Linked DNA regions of Homo sapiens: region 2 is linked to region 1. A link is a loop called in an ENCODE intact Hi-C map of the cell type or tissue named here. Cell type or tissue: mammary epithelial cell. All regions are shown on one strand. Each heading gives the region's core, and the rest is flanking DNA. Links, peaks and the distances in the headings are about the cores only.

What was found. A loop is a pair of places that touch in the nucleus more often than their neighbours do. Peaks named below come from ENCODE experiments on the same cell type or tissue, not always from the same donor. Only the 100,000 strongest peaks of a DNase experiment are listed, where the experiment ranks them.
Region 2: a loop joins it to region 1, with 7 times the contacts of the local background. A loop is called at or near these places in 1 of 110 quality-filtered maps.

What each region holds. Positions count from the first base shown.
Region 1 is chr11:102,847,393-102,854,666 of GRCh38, forward strand. It overlaps LOC124902741 (a long non-coding RNA gene), which reads left to right and starts at 5,081. Exons shown (of 3, transcript XR_007062868.1): 1 at 5,081-6,919. In mammary epithelial cell, for the core only: no CTCF peak of the experiment used is centred there; DNase peaks (open chromatin) are centred at 2,129 and 4,159; H3K27ac peaks cover 3,509 bases.
Region 2 is chr11:102,756,151-102,763,424 of GRCh38, forward strand. No RefSeq gene overlaps it. Among named protein-coding and RNA genes, the nearest start is that of MMP10, 21 kb to the right of the region's middle. In mammary epithelial cell, for the core only: no CTCF peak of the experiment used is centred there; DNase peaks (open chromatin) are centred at 2,221, 4,381 and 6,421; H3K27ac peaks cover 2,083 bases.

The DNA.
Region 1 (7,274 bases), core at 1,549-6,548:
TTGGCCTTTTGGCTAAGAACAAGGGTGGAAATGGAGGAAAATTCAGTAACAGAGTATACAAGTATGCAGAGTCAAGAAAGACTCTATATGGAAAACGTCAAAGAGTTACTTTTTATTGAAATAAAAGGTATGTGAAGGGTAATAATGGAAAATAAAAAATAAAGTTGTGAAAAGATAGGTTGGAGTCCAGTCATAGAAGACCATTAGTCTGTAGCTAAGGTGCTTAGAGCTTATTCCATTGTTGGTGGAAAGCCATGTGATATGGTCTGGCTGTGTCCCCAACCAAATCTCATCTTGAATTGTAACTCCAACAATTCCCACATGTCGTGGGAAGAACCCAGTGGGAGGTGATTGAATTATGGGGGTGGGTCTTCCCTGCGCTGTTCTCATGATAGTGAATGAGTCTCATGAGATCTGATGGTTTTAAAAATGGTAGTTTCCCTGCACAAGCACTTTTTTTGCCTGCTGCCTTCCACGTAAGACATGACTTGCTCCTCCTTACCTTCTGCCATGATTGTGAGGCTTTCCCAGCCACGTGAAACTGTAAGTCCATATTAAACCTCTTTTTCTTTCCAGTCTCTGGTATGTCTTTATCAGCAGTGTGAAAACAAACTAATACACTAGTTTCTACAAAACATTTTAAATAAATTTTACATACTTAAATAAAACGTTAAATGTTTATTATAGAAAATTTAGAATATATAAAAAAGTACAAAGAAGAAAATAAATCTTTTATAGTCATGACCCAAAAAGAAAAACACTACTAACAGTATTAACTATGTATTTCCTCTAATTTCTTTATACCTGTGTATTCTTTTTCACATCATGCTGATCATGGGAGTTTATAAAATTTCATCTATATTTTCCACAATTTTGAATATCACTAGCTGGACAGAAGTACTAACAAGGCAACATATTCCATCTGAATTATAGGGCCATGTTGCTCAGACTGGTTTCAAATTCCTAGGCCTGAGTGATTTGCCCACCTTGGCCCCGCAAAGTGCTAAGATTACAGACATGAGCCACTATGCCTAACAATAAAATATTTTGATACTGGTATGCAATATGTAGCAATCACATTGGGGTAAATGGGGGTATTCATCACCTCAAGCATTGATCACTTCCTTGTGTTACAAACATTCCAACTTATTGTTTAGTTATTTTAAAATGTACAATAAATTGTTGACTGTAGTCACCCTGTTGTGCTATCAAATACTATATAATATTCATTCTAACTATATTTTTGTACCCATTAACCATACCCACTCCCACTACCCCCCACTACACTTCTCAGCTACTGGTAACCCTCATTCTACTCTCTATCTCCATGAATTTAATTGTTTTAATTTTTAGATCCCACAAATAAGTGAAAACATGTGAAGTTTGTCTTTCTGTGCCTTGCTTATTTCACTTAATGTAATGTCCTCCAGTTCCGTCAATGTTGTTGCAAATGACAGGTCTCGTTCTTTTTCATGGTTGAATGGGACTCCACTGTGTATATGTACTATGTTTTCTTTATCAATTCATCTGTTGACGGACACAGGTTGCTTCCAAATCTTGGCTATTGTGAATAGTGCTGCAGTTAACATGGAAGTGTAAATATCTCTTTGACATGTTGATTTCATTTCCTTTAGATAAATATTCAGTAGTGGAATTGCTGGATCATATGGTAGGTCTATTTTTAGTTTTTTGAGAAACTTCCGTACTGTTGTCCATGGTGGTTGTACTAATTTACATCCTCACCAAGGATGTATGAGGGTTCCCGTTTCTCCACATCCTTGCCAGAATTTGTTATTGCCTGTTTTTTGGGAAAAAAGCCATTTTTACTGGGATAAGATGATATCTCATTGTAGTTTTGATTTGCATTTCTCTGATAATCAGTGATGTTGAGCACTTTTTCATATCACATAGGTTTTCATAGTTGAAATCAGACTATATATTCTGATTTTTATGCCTATTTGCCATAGAAACTTTCAAACATTCTAGTTGGAAGGGGAATTAGAATAGAAAAGGGATGAGGCACAGGTAATTTCTGCACGTGATGGCTCAGTCTTTTTTCATTTATAAAAGCATAATGACTCAGATCACTCCACATGAGTGGTAAAAATGTTGAAATCTATCACTTAAATACTTTGAGAATGACAATAGCTTTTATGTGGCTCCAGGCAACTCTGTTTTTATGGAGGGAAAGAGCATTTTGTAATATTCTTGGCACAAATATTCCAGTTATGTAAAACAGAGTAACATAAAGTTTTCAGTGGTTCTCCAACAGGCAGTATATTTCATCTGGTTGTAGGGTAAAATAATGATGCTTGATAAACAATTTTTCTCATATGAGGATTAGAGTGGAAGCAGGAGAACAGGTATGAAAAACATTACGGATAAAGCTTAACTCCAGGCTGTCAAATCCTGAAAAGACACTTTTCAATCAGAAAACTGACTTTTTCAAACAAGTTCAGTAAACGTAGCTCCATTAAGCTTTTCATAGCCTGACCTATGCATTCTGGAAATGTTCGCTTTTAGCCAGTTGGCAATTGTGTGTCTTTATGTAAACGTTTTCCAAAGGTGGTTCAGGAGTGAAATTTACTGATTCCAGCATGTCTGAGAATGTCTTTTGTTAAAATATCCTATGGGAAATATCTTAGGTGAATATGACACTCAGTTCACAATCGTTTTTCTCTCTTCCAATATCAAAACCTGTTCAGTAGAGATACAGCTTCAGTGTTTTCTATTATAGTTGATAGAAAAATATATGTCCTGGACCCTGAGAACAAATATCTTTCTAGATCTTTCAGATGACAAGAGGTTCTTCAGGTTTCGTGAGACAAACATAGACAGGCTTCTGAATATTTTTTCTAATATAACTTCACTGTTTTTATAAAAACTGGAAAAATCATTCTTAAAAAAAGCTTTTCATTTTATGTGCTCTAGTGCAAGTTTGGGAAAGGCTGCTTCAGTGGCTACTAAGGAATTGTCCTCTTAGACTGAAAATTTTCTATGTGTTGCTCTTGATCAGATAAATGACATCAGAACTGTGTTTCTGTGAGATTTATCTGGTGGCAGTGATTGAGATGGATTAGAATGTGAAGCAAATGAAGTTGACTATTTCAGGGGCTGTTATAATCTTCCAAGTGAGGCACAAGGGCAACCCGAAGGACTGCAGATATAAGTAAAAAGAATTAAGAAAGGAAAGTGATATTACAGACAGAAAAAGGACAGGCAAGAGTAGAAAGGCATGGCTTGGCATTGAGGCTTGTGAATTGGGAAGAATTGGAATGAGCTAGTCTGTAGTTAAGGTTGGGGTCCTTTCTTTATGACTTGGCAGATCTTTGTCTGGTGTGGAAATAAACAAAGACCAACTAAATAGGAAGAAGCAAAGGCTGTTTATTCAGAGCTTGCCATAGCAAGGGTGTCAGCTACTGTTGCTTGTGTTTTGGCAGAGACTCAAAGACAGGTGAAGGAGAAGGAAAGCTTTATAGTGGAAAAAAATGGGGATAAACTGGAGGCTTTGGAATGGGGATGCTATAGGGAGGCTAACTAGCTGTAGGCATCCTGTGTGATTGGTTAGGAGGGCATATCTTTCTCTAAGTTGGAAGCAGGGACAAAAATTAGGGATGCTGTCAGTTATTAATCAACTCTTGGTCATTTGGGGCCAATTGTGATAGAAGTTATTGTTTAGCTTCCTGGATTGTCACTAGAGGTAACAATCTGGCAGTGTGCAAATCTGACTTGCAGCAGGCTGGCCTGTTTATTGTAGACAATAAATTCGCCTATTTATTGTAGACAAGAGGATTGGTTTCCTGGGCAGTTTGCCGCAGGTTGTGGGTCAAAGTTATATATATATGATCTGGCAGTTGTCCATTTGTACATTCAGTTTCTCACTGTAAAATTGTCTCTTAATTCCATGGCTTAAGCATCTCTGTAAAGGATGAGTCCTGGGTATTTCCTTGGCTCAATGACCTCTTCTTTTGCTACTCACATAATTTTTGCTTAAACTCCGGAATTCATAAGTGCTTCATTCCAGAGGTTAGATTTCTTCAAATAGTTTTAACCAGTAATGCTCGTTGCCCTGACAAATCTGTGGTAATGGTCCTAGGCGCCGCTTCACCTCAGCTCTGACACAGCTCATCGTCTTCTGAGTCATGACTTCATGAATGCTGACACATCCTTTGAATGGGTCACATTATGTAAGAATGACAGAATGAAAGTTTGTGTTGTAGTAACAGCTAAAATTAAGATTGGATGTACACCAAGGCAGAGCTCACTCATACAACTCCATAGAGCTGCTGTTGGTGAGCCAGCTTATTCCACATTAACCCATGTGGTGGAAAGAATGGAACCAGGGTTCTAAACTTTCATTATATTTTATAGTTTTTGGTAATTAATGACTTTGAATCTTCTCAGAGTGTGTAATGTGGTCAAACAGACATATATACGTTTATATACACACATATATGTGTGTATATGTCTACATATGTGTATGCATACATGTACACATATATATACATGATAGTTTTCTCCTTTCTTAAAGAACACAATATATATATATCTATGCATTGTCATTACTTTTAAAATTCAAGTTTCTCAAAGTTTTGTTTTTTACTTAATACAAAAGTGAACTGGTTCACACTATTATATATATGTACACACTATATATATTATATATATATACACACACACACACAAGTTATATATATATAACTTGTCCTTTAAGAACATAAATATATATATAACTTATTTTTTATTTCATTTTATTTTATTTTTTTTGAAACAGAGTCTCGCTCTGTTGTCCAGGCAGGAGTGCAGTGGCATGATCTCGGCTCACTGCAACCTCCACCTCCTGGGTTCAAGCGATTCTCATGCCTCAGCCTCCTGAGTAGCTGAGGTTACAGGCATGTGCCACTACGCCAGGCTAATTTTTTGTATTTTTAGTAGAGACAGGGTTTCACTATGTTGTCCAGGCTGGTCTTGAACTCCTGGCCTCAAGCAATCCACCCGCTTCAGCTTCCCAAAGTGCTGAGATCACAGGCATGAGCCACCATGCCCAACATATATATATATATATATATATGAAAACACACACACACACACACATATATATAAGTTATATGTATATACAACTGTCCTTTAAGAAAGAGGAAAACCACCATATATTGATCATCAGTTATGTACCCAACACGTTACATATATTATGTCTAATCTTTACACCCACATTGCAAGGTAAAGATTATATCTCCATTTCACAGATAAATAAATTGATCAGAAAAAGTCAAAAGGTTTATTCAAGTTCACGTAGACGGTAAGTAGCAGAGATGTACAAACATTGTCCAATCAAAACCAGAACAAACAGAAATAAGAGTTTGCAGTCTTTAGACTTATCTCAACTCCTGCTTCTTATCTGTTTATAACACTTTCTTGGCCTGGACTTAACCCTTTCTATAAATTTTATCTTTCAAATTTTCATATTCTTGAAAACAGAAACCTGGAAATGTCTCTTAACTCAGTGTCTAATGGATAATTAGCATCAATTTTCGGGGTACCTCTCATCATTTTTCTAACTTCCTTCCCCTCTCTTTAAGCTTGGTCTTCTCTGCCCATCATCTTCCACTGGTGCTGCCCGAATGTGACCCAGTTAGGACCCAAGTCTATGTGCAGTCATTATGTGTCACTATGATTCAAAAATACAAAGCCTCCTCATTCACGAAGATTAGTAAATATTCCAAATCCTGGGAAAAGAACAAAATCTTTCTGACTGTGAATTTGTAAGCACTCATCAACGTCAACAAAATCCAACTCTAAGGTTCTGAGCATACACATCCAATCCAGTACCTTTGTGGTTTGATACACATTTCACAATCCTTTTTTGTTTTGAAAGTCATATTTTATTCAATTATAAGATGGGAACATGCTGTTCAAGATCATGAATTTAGAGAATAAGTGGAAAAACCTCTCCTCAAACCTCACTTACGTTCACATCTCTCTTAGTATTCTCATGGTAACTTGACTGCTCCAAAAATTACAGAGGATGTTGATAATTTACCAACTTTTACATTTTGTACCTAATAATTGGGCCAAATAGTATCAAAACATATTCCTTGTTAACTACAAGATTATCAGCCAAAAGAATCTAAGTGCTATAGTAGAAAAAGCATGGGTTTTGGGGTTAAACAGCCCCCAGTTAGAATCCTAGTTTCTGTACTCAGTAGCTCTGACACCAAACAAATTGCTTATCTTCTCTGTGCCCCTTTTTCTTCACTCTTAAAAATGGCCATTTAAATGTCTATTTTATGGGCTTGATATAGGTAACAGAAATTATGTAAGAACTTCTCAGAAAATAATAAACATGATTATTCATAGCCATCAGATAGCTAGAATGAGGGCCAAAAAAAAATGAGTTATGTCTAACTTTGGATGGGCTTAAGCAGTTGGGAATGAGGGCAATATGGGGAAAACGAAGAGTGACCACATGAGTTCTCTTCCTTCTCGACAAGTCAGAGTGGTTATTAGGGGATGAATGTACTTAGTGAGGAGGAGAGCAGCAAAACTGGGAAATTCTGGGTCCAGAAGAAGTTGAGATGTGAAGAAATAAGTTTCTTTCTTTATTTATTTCAGCCTACTAAGTGTCAGAGGCTTTACCTACTTAATTCTCAGAACAAATCTAAAAGGCAGGTATTGTTTTCCCTGAGAGTCAAAGAGGTCAATAACTTGTCTAAGATCACACAGTGAGTCACAGAGCAGATTTTCTAACTTATCAAAATTGTGGACTTTGTATAACCAGTCACTGCCCGGAACTCTGCCTTTCAAGATATTTGCAACAGGTTGAGACAAGCCACACCTTCACTTCCTGCAATATAGCAGACGATATATTCTGAAGGACTGTTTCACCATGAAACAACTACAATCTTTTTTTTTTAATTAGGTAAGCACTCAAATTACTTTTATCTAATAAAATAAGCAGGAATTTTAAGCGTTTGCTGTTTCATCTTATACGTTATTTTTCCTGGGCCTTCATTTATAGGGTATAAAACTTTAAGGAAACATTCTCAACTAACATTCTTATTAGATGTAAATGATTCATATTACAAATAATACTAACGTAAGCATTGTCATTACTTTTAAAATTCAAGTTTCTCAAAGTTTTATTTTTACTTAATACAAAAATGACCTGGTTCACACTATCAGCTGCCCAACAAACTGTTTAAAAAAAATTCTTTGTTAAAGAGCAGATTACAAGAAATGCTTTCCATCTCTTATTTAAAAAAAAGAAGATTCTG
Region 2 (7,274 bases), core at 1,482-6,481, 91 kb before region 1:
TTTTACTTTTAAAAATGTGGCAACTAGAAAATTTAAATTTCTACATGAGGCTCTTTCCTCCTCTCATCTCCTCTCGTCTCCTCTCCCCTCCTCTCCTCTCCTCTCCTCTCCTCCCCTCTCCTCTCCTGTCTGTCTCCCTCTGCCACCCAGCCTGGAATTAATGGCATGATCACAGCTCACTGCTGCCTTGAACTCCTGAGCACAAGTGATCCTTCTGCCTCTGTCTCCCAAGTAGTTAGGACTATAGGTGCACACCACCAAGCCCAGGTAACTTTTTTTTTGTAGAGATGGAGTCTTACTATGTTGCCCAGGCTAGTCTTGAACTCCTGGGCTCAAGTGATCCTCCAGCCTCGGCCTCCCAAAGGGTTGGGATTACAGGCGTGAGCCATTACACTCAGTCTTTTTATTACATTTCTATTGGACACTGTTGACCTAATGATCTACATGATTAAAAGATGGGTCAGTTAGCCAGACATTTCATCAGCTATTGATTACTTAGGGCCTACTATTTACAGAACACTGTACTAGGCATTGCAAATGATTAAAGCAGCTATGCCCCACACAAGAACATGGCCTCTGCTGTCATCTTGACATCATCTATGTGGAAGATGAAACATACGCATCCAGTAATTTAGCAGCAGGTATCTCAAAGAAGAAGGTGTGGAGATGAGTCTTTGTTCTGGTGCCCCCAAGAGACTTCCTTTTGATATTACTCTAAGTTTTCTTTTCCCTCTTTTTTTTTGAGGCAGAGTCTTGCTCTGTGGTCAGGCTGGAGTGCAGTGGTGTGATCTTGGCTCATTGCAACCTCCACCTCCTGGGTTTAAGCGATTCTCCTGCCTCAGCCTCCCGAGTAGCTGGGACTACAGCTGCGTACCACCATGCCCAGCTAATTTTTGTATTTTTAGTAGAGATGGGGTTTCACCATGTTGGCCAGGATTTTCCCTCTTTTTGACTATCTGCAAGTGGTAACTGATACTAATATATCTGCAGGAAAAATGAATTCTGTTGCCCTAAGTGACCCAATTGGTTTTTTTTCCATTATGTTTTTTCTGTGTGTGTGTGAGTGCCATAATAAAGATCTCTGCCGTTCTTTCTGTTAAGGATGAGCTTCATTTCATTTTCCCGGAAGTGGTGGGAAAGGTCTTCCATGTAGATTCTACGCATCGTATCGACCCTGCTTAGCCTTCTACCTTGTGGGATATTATTTGTTCTTTGCTTACTTGGTTGCCTCTCCTGTGTATATTTAGCTTATAACAAACCACTGCAGATTTAGTGTCTCAAAACAATAATAATTAACAGGATTCTATTACTGGATCTCAGCTGAACAATTTGGTTGTTTGGAATATCTTTTTTGGCGGCAGTCAGATCGTGACTGGGGCTAGAACACCCAAGATGTTCTGGCTTCATCACAGGTCTGGTGCTTTGGTGGAGAAGATTGGAAGGCTGGGATCAGCAGGGATACCAGGGTCTCCCTCTCTCTCTCTTCATGAAGTCTCAGAGCTTCCTCCTCTTCAGTAGAGTAGCCAGATTTTTTTCTTTACTACATTTAGTAATACTTTCTCCATGAATGCTTGAACACATTTAATCCAGGGGACTAGGCTGTATTTATCCATTCATATATGTCTTCCTCCATTCAACAAATATTTTCTTAATATTTCCAGTCACTTAGGCTGGAGAAAGGAAAAATAGGCCAGCAGATTATTCATGCATGGTACCTTTAATTTGTGCTGTAAGAGATTCATACAAAGTGCTGCAATTACACAGAAGACAGTGACCTTATGTACGATAGAGATGTGTGTACAAACTTCCAACACATGATGGATAAGAACACATTCTCCTCTCTCAATTTAATTTTTAACCACAACTTCCCCATCTAAATGGAGTATCACACTAATGCAAACAGAAAAGGGGAAGTGAATGAATTTCTCAGGAAAACCCAAATTCTCTCTTTCCCACAGGACTTCTGATGCCTGCAGAGGCAAGGGAAATAAGAAAAGGAGGCATTTTCTAGGACAAATGGAATATAGGTCATCTTTTCCCAGCCAAAATGAGGCTGGAACTCCCCGACCACCATAGGGTGCATACACTAGCTGTGGAGAAGCCATCCCCTCAGTGCTCCTGGTGCTTCCTGCCAGGAATCCCCTAGTTCACTCAGTAGCCTCAGAAACAGGAAAGGGGAACTCCTGAAAAACTGAGGAAACCACCATTGTGATAACTGGGATTGAGCAACAAATTACACATGATGTCATCTTCATGAAGACTCATACAATAAGAAATCTGGTGGTTATTCAGTATAGTGCTTGACAACAATTATGTCATAATACTGAATGCTTTACTGAAAGAGCAATCTGTGTGTATGTCCAGCAAACAGATCAAATTTGCAAACAGATAAAAAAGCAAAGCATGATAGTAGTGCTTAAAGTAGAAGCACTGAACTCTAGAGACTCACCTTCATCCTACTACCTCTCTCTTTGTCCCCTCTAACATAACCCCCAAATACCATGGAAGAATGCAGCAAGTTTAAAAATCACCAATCTAATAGAAACCTCTTACTTGTCAAATGAGAAAACTTAGAGACATGGGCCTTCCATCACTTGTTCCAGATCATGCATCTAGTGAAGAGCACTAGAATTAGAGCTGTTGCTTTCTATTTCCAAGTCTAAGCCTACTACACTAAGAATTTCATTTCATGTCAATGAATCTAACATGGATTAGATTTTGTTTTCTGTCAAACATCATATTGTTTAACTTATTGGAATTCTGTGGTATTTTGTAGCTTTCTTAAAGGACTTCTCATATTTTGCCTTATGCTTGACTATTTGTCTTCCTTTATGTATGAAATTTTTTTTATAGGGTAGAGATATACTGTTATAGACATGTGTTTTATAAATTGCACTAATACAACAGTAATCATTATTTCCCTGACATCAAAAACTTACACTGTGATCAGGTATTATATGGAATAAAAGGTAAACAGAGATACTCAGAGAAATGCAGCCCATGTCCTTGGTGTGTGAGAGGGGAGAATGTGTTCTTATCCATCATGTGTTGGAGGTCTATACACGCATCGCTATTGTACACAAGGTAATGTTTGGGTCACTGGTTGGAGAACAGAGACTTCTTGCTCTAAAAGAAAGAATATAAAGAAAGCTATTAAAAATATAAAACAGCATGTTGCAAACTCCAAATGGCTGGCATTCTAAATTGCTACCCTGAAAATTCTTAAAAACTGTATAATCATGGTCTTATGGAATGTTGAATGGGAGACAGAACTTGAAGGTATGATTTTGGGTATGAGGTAGATAGAGATTTAGCAGGTAGAGACTGGAAATCCAACCCTACTTCTAACTGGGTATGAAGACTAAAGTTAGTTCTGTTCTCTTGACTAGAAAATTATAATAATAGTAATAAAATTCCCCCCAATCCCAAAATGGTTTTCAGAAGAATTAAACAAAATTATATATATAACATATATCTACTTTGGTGTTTGTTACAGAGTATTTCATGATTGCTGTTTTTTTCTTAGAGTTAAAAGATACCTTTAAAAATCTCTAATTATGGCCAGGCATGGTGGCTTACACCTGTAATCCCAGCACTTTGGGAGGCTGAGGCGGGTGGATCACGAGGTCAGATCAAGACCATCCTGGCTAATACAGTGAAACCCTGTCTCTACTAAAAAAAAAAAAAAAAATTAGCCAGGCATGGTGGTGGGCACATGTAGTCCCAGCTACTCGGGAGGCTGAGGCAGGAGAACGGCGTGAACCCGGGAGGCAGAGCTGGCAGTGAGCCAAGATGGAGCCACTGCACTCCAGCCTGGGTGACAGAGCGAGACTTGGTCTCAAAAAAAAAAAAAAAACTCTAATTATAATTGTTGTAAAGATACAGTTAGAAGGAATAAGATCTAGTTTTTGATAGTACAGTAGGATGACTATGATTGACAATAATTTGTGGTATAGTTCAAAATAGCTAGAAGAGAAGAATTAGAATGTTCACAACATAAAGAAGGGGTGAATGTTTGGAGTGATGAATATCCCAATTGCCCTGGTATAATAAACATTACACATTGTATCCATGTGTCAAAATATCACATATACCCCCAAAATATGGACCACTGCTCTGTAACAGTAAAACAAACAAACAAATCACAAAACCTAATTAAACCCCCTTCCATTGCAAATGAGGAAACTGAGATCTTGAAATTCTCAGTTGTTTTATTTCTTAGAAAGCAAAACAATGTGACTATGATTCAAGGGACAGGGTTAGTTCATTTTAAGGGGATTTAAACTTACCACAGGAAATGACTCTTGAGGAAATTGTTGCTGTGCAGTTAAATAAAGCAAGGAAAAAACAAGTAATATCTGCTGAATCTCCACAATAAACCAAGTTGAATCATCTGCTTTAGAGATTTGGGAGCATTGCTCAAGAAGCAGCTGTGTTACTAGGTATTGCATCATTGTATAATCATCATTGTTATCATCGCCATCATCATATCTGTGAGCCAAATACGATTTTAAGAACAATTGTGGAGGTGGCAAATTTCCAAGCTAGATAACTTACGCTCTAAATTCACTTATCATGCTTTTGTCACCTTTTAGTTGTAGCTAATGGTGATCCAGTGACATTCCATTAATTTGATTGGGAAGGTCTTACTAGTATGTATAATTATAAATCTGCTTCTAAATATAAGTAGGTCTATGATTCACCATGTCTTTGTTCTAGGGAAGAAATTAAAGGGTTGGATTTCCTACTGACTTTGCAGGGATTAAGAAGGTTGTATATATCTTCAACTACCTCCTTTGATTTAATCCTTAAGAAACCAAGCAGGCTGGGAGCAGTGGCTCTCGCCTGTAATCCCAGCACTTTGGGTGGCCTAGGTGGGAGGATCGCTTGAGGCCAGGAGTTCGAGACCAGCCTGGCCAACATGGTGAAACCCCATCTCTACTAAAAGAAAAAATAAAAAAAAAAATTAGCTGTGCATGGTGGTGGGCCAGCTACTCAGAAAGCTGAGGCATGAGAATCGCTTGAACCTGGGAGGTGGAGGTTGCAGTGAGCTGAGATCGTGCCACTGCATTCTAGCCTGGGTGACAGAGTGAGACTCAGTCTCAAAAAAAAAAAAAAAAAAAAAAAAAGAGAGAGAGAGAGAGAAAGAAACCAGGGCATTTTTTTAGTGCATGCTTGTTTAACTGATGAAGTAATTTTTCTTTCCTATTTTATTGCTGCTGAGAAAATATACTACACATATAGTGGTAACGTGTGTTACTTAGCTAAGTGAGTGGGCAATTTATTTCTTATTTATGTTTCCTACTTCAAAAACAGATTTGATGGATGCAATGGAATGATTATTAAATGAGCAAATGTGCTAAATGAGTGACTAAATGAAAAACAATGAGTTACAAACTTTGGGAGAAATTTTACTGTTTCATTTACTGAAATGTTTCATTAATTTTATACTCAATCACATGTTAGAAAGCTGATGCTTCATATATTTTCTCTAAAACATAAATTAATGTGACTCCCTTTCTTTGACTCTCTCAGATGTTCCCTTGAGATTCCTCAAACATGTCTTTTAATATCTCTATGCCATTGTGCATGCAGCTTGCTTCCCTTGGAATGCCCTTCCTCTCCAGACATCTCCAGATGCCTGTCATTCTTCACATTCTAAAATTGACATTACTTTCTTCCTAGTTCAAGGGAGTTATGCATGCTTTCATTTAACAAACAGTGATTTACGGAGTAGCTACCATGTACCATTCTCTGAATTGCAGTGGAATATAACCGCAGGAAGTCACAGTCCAATGTAGGATGAATTTGAGGGGACAGTTAAATAAAGAGTGGTAAGTGCTGTGATTGGAGAGTATTTTGGGAATGTACAAGAGGTATGTGCAACACAGCTCAGGAGGGCCAGAGAGTGCATCTCAGCAAAGAAAACTTCTGCAGCCAGAAGCCAGAATGAGAAACAAGGCGGTAGCCAGGCAAGCAGACGCAGATGGATGTGTGGGAAAGCTTTTGCAGTTGTGGAAGTTTTTTTTGTTGTTTATTTGCTTGGTTGCTTGTTTTTTATTATTATCATTTTTTGTTGTTGTTGTTTCTCCCCCCTCCCCTTTTAACCAGAAACCATTGAATTGGAAGGGGTGTCTATTTTACAGAGTCAGAGGATTCTTAGAAACTAACAAAAGCTTTGAAGCTGGAGTGGGAAGGGGAAGTTGATTATCCCTAATTCCTTCTTCAGCTTCCTCTAAAACCCTCTGTTTCGCTGATTGTGTCCCACTTTCCACCAAATTAACTAATGTTAGACACTGGGTGTGGTGAGAATTCAATGGTTGCAATTCAGACGGATGCATGATGACTCTCTCACCACAGGTTTCTGCAGTCTGAATGGACCTACACCCAGAAAGAGCTTCTGGTAACAGCTCACTGATTCTTCTTTTCCTTGTCTGTTTCATCCAGAATCCTCTAGACTGTAATTTTTCTCTTTTTCCTGTATGCTATAGGCAAGTGCTCCTTAAAGTGTGGCCTGTGAATCAGGGATGATTCATGAACTGTAATTGGTGTGTGATAAGCTCAGCAATCAATCATGCTTTTACAACAATTTGATAAAGTAGTTTTATGTCTATTGGATCTAGTCTAATAATTTAAAAACTGAACATTTAAAAATGTCTTTGTCATCTCATTTTCATAGTAATTCCCTTTCGCTGTATTTTACAAAAGTATCCATGGTGAACTGGAAATGTAAGGAACTGGTCCTTCACTACGGATGGCTTGAGAAGCAATGCTTTGGGCCAGAGAAGTAATCGACACTCTCCAGTACTCTGATCTCTCTCTGTCTGGACCACCTCCCTTCTTCTTACCTCTTAAGTTCTTGCCCTTTGGCTCTCCATATAGATGCCTAGTCCTCTTGGAAGCCTCCCTAATCTCTCAGCATTGGGGGCAGAGCCCCTCCTTGGTGATCCCACAGCTCTGTGTGCTTCCCCCATTATGGCCATCACGCTTGGTAGTATATCACATAGACTGTTAACTTCTCCATCTCCCTCTGGAGAATATACGCTCTGTAAGAGTGTGGCCATGTTTGTGAAACTCTGTGCCCCATATGTTGCCTACTATACAGTAGACATTCAGTGGGTATCTGTTAAATGAGTGAATGAATCAATGAATGATGGAGTGGAGGAGGTAGAACAGCAATTCAACCTCCCAAAACCCACTTCATGCAAGCACCCCCTTCCCCACTTAGATAGAGAGTGGTTAGGTGGACCAGCTTGAACTCTCTCTGCTCCTGG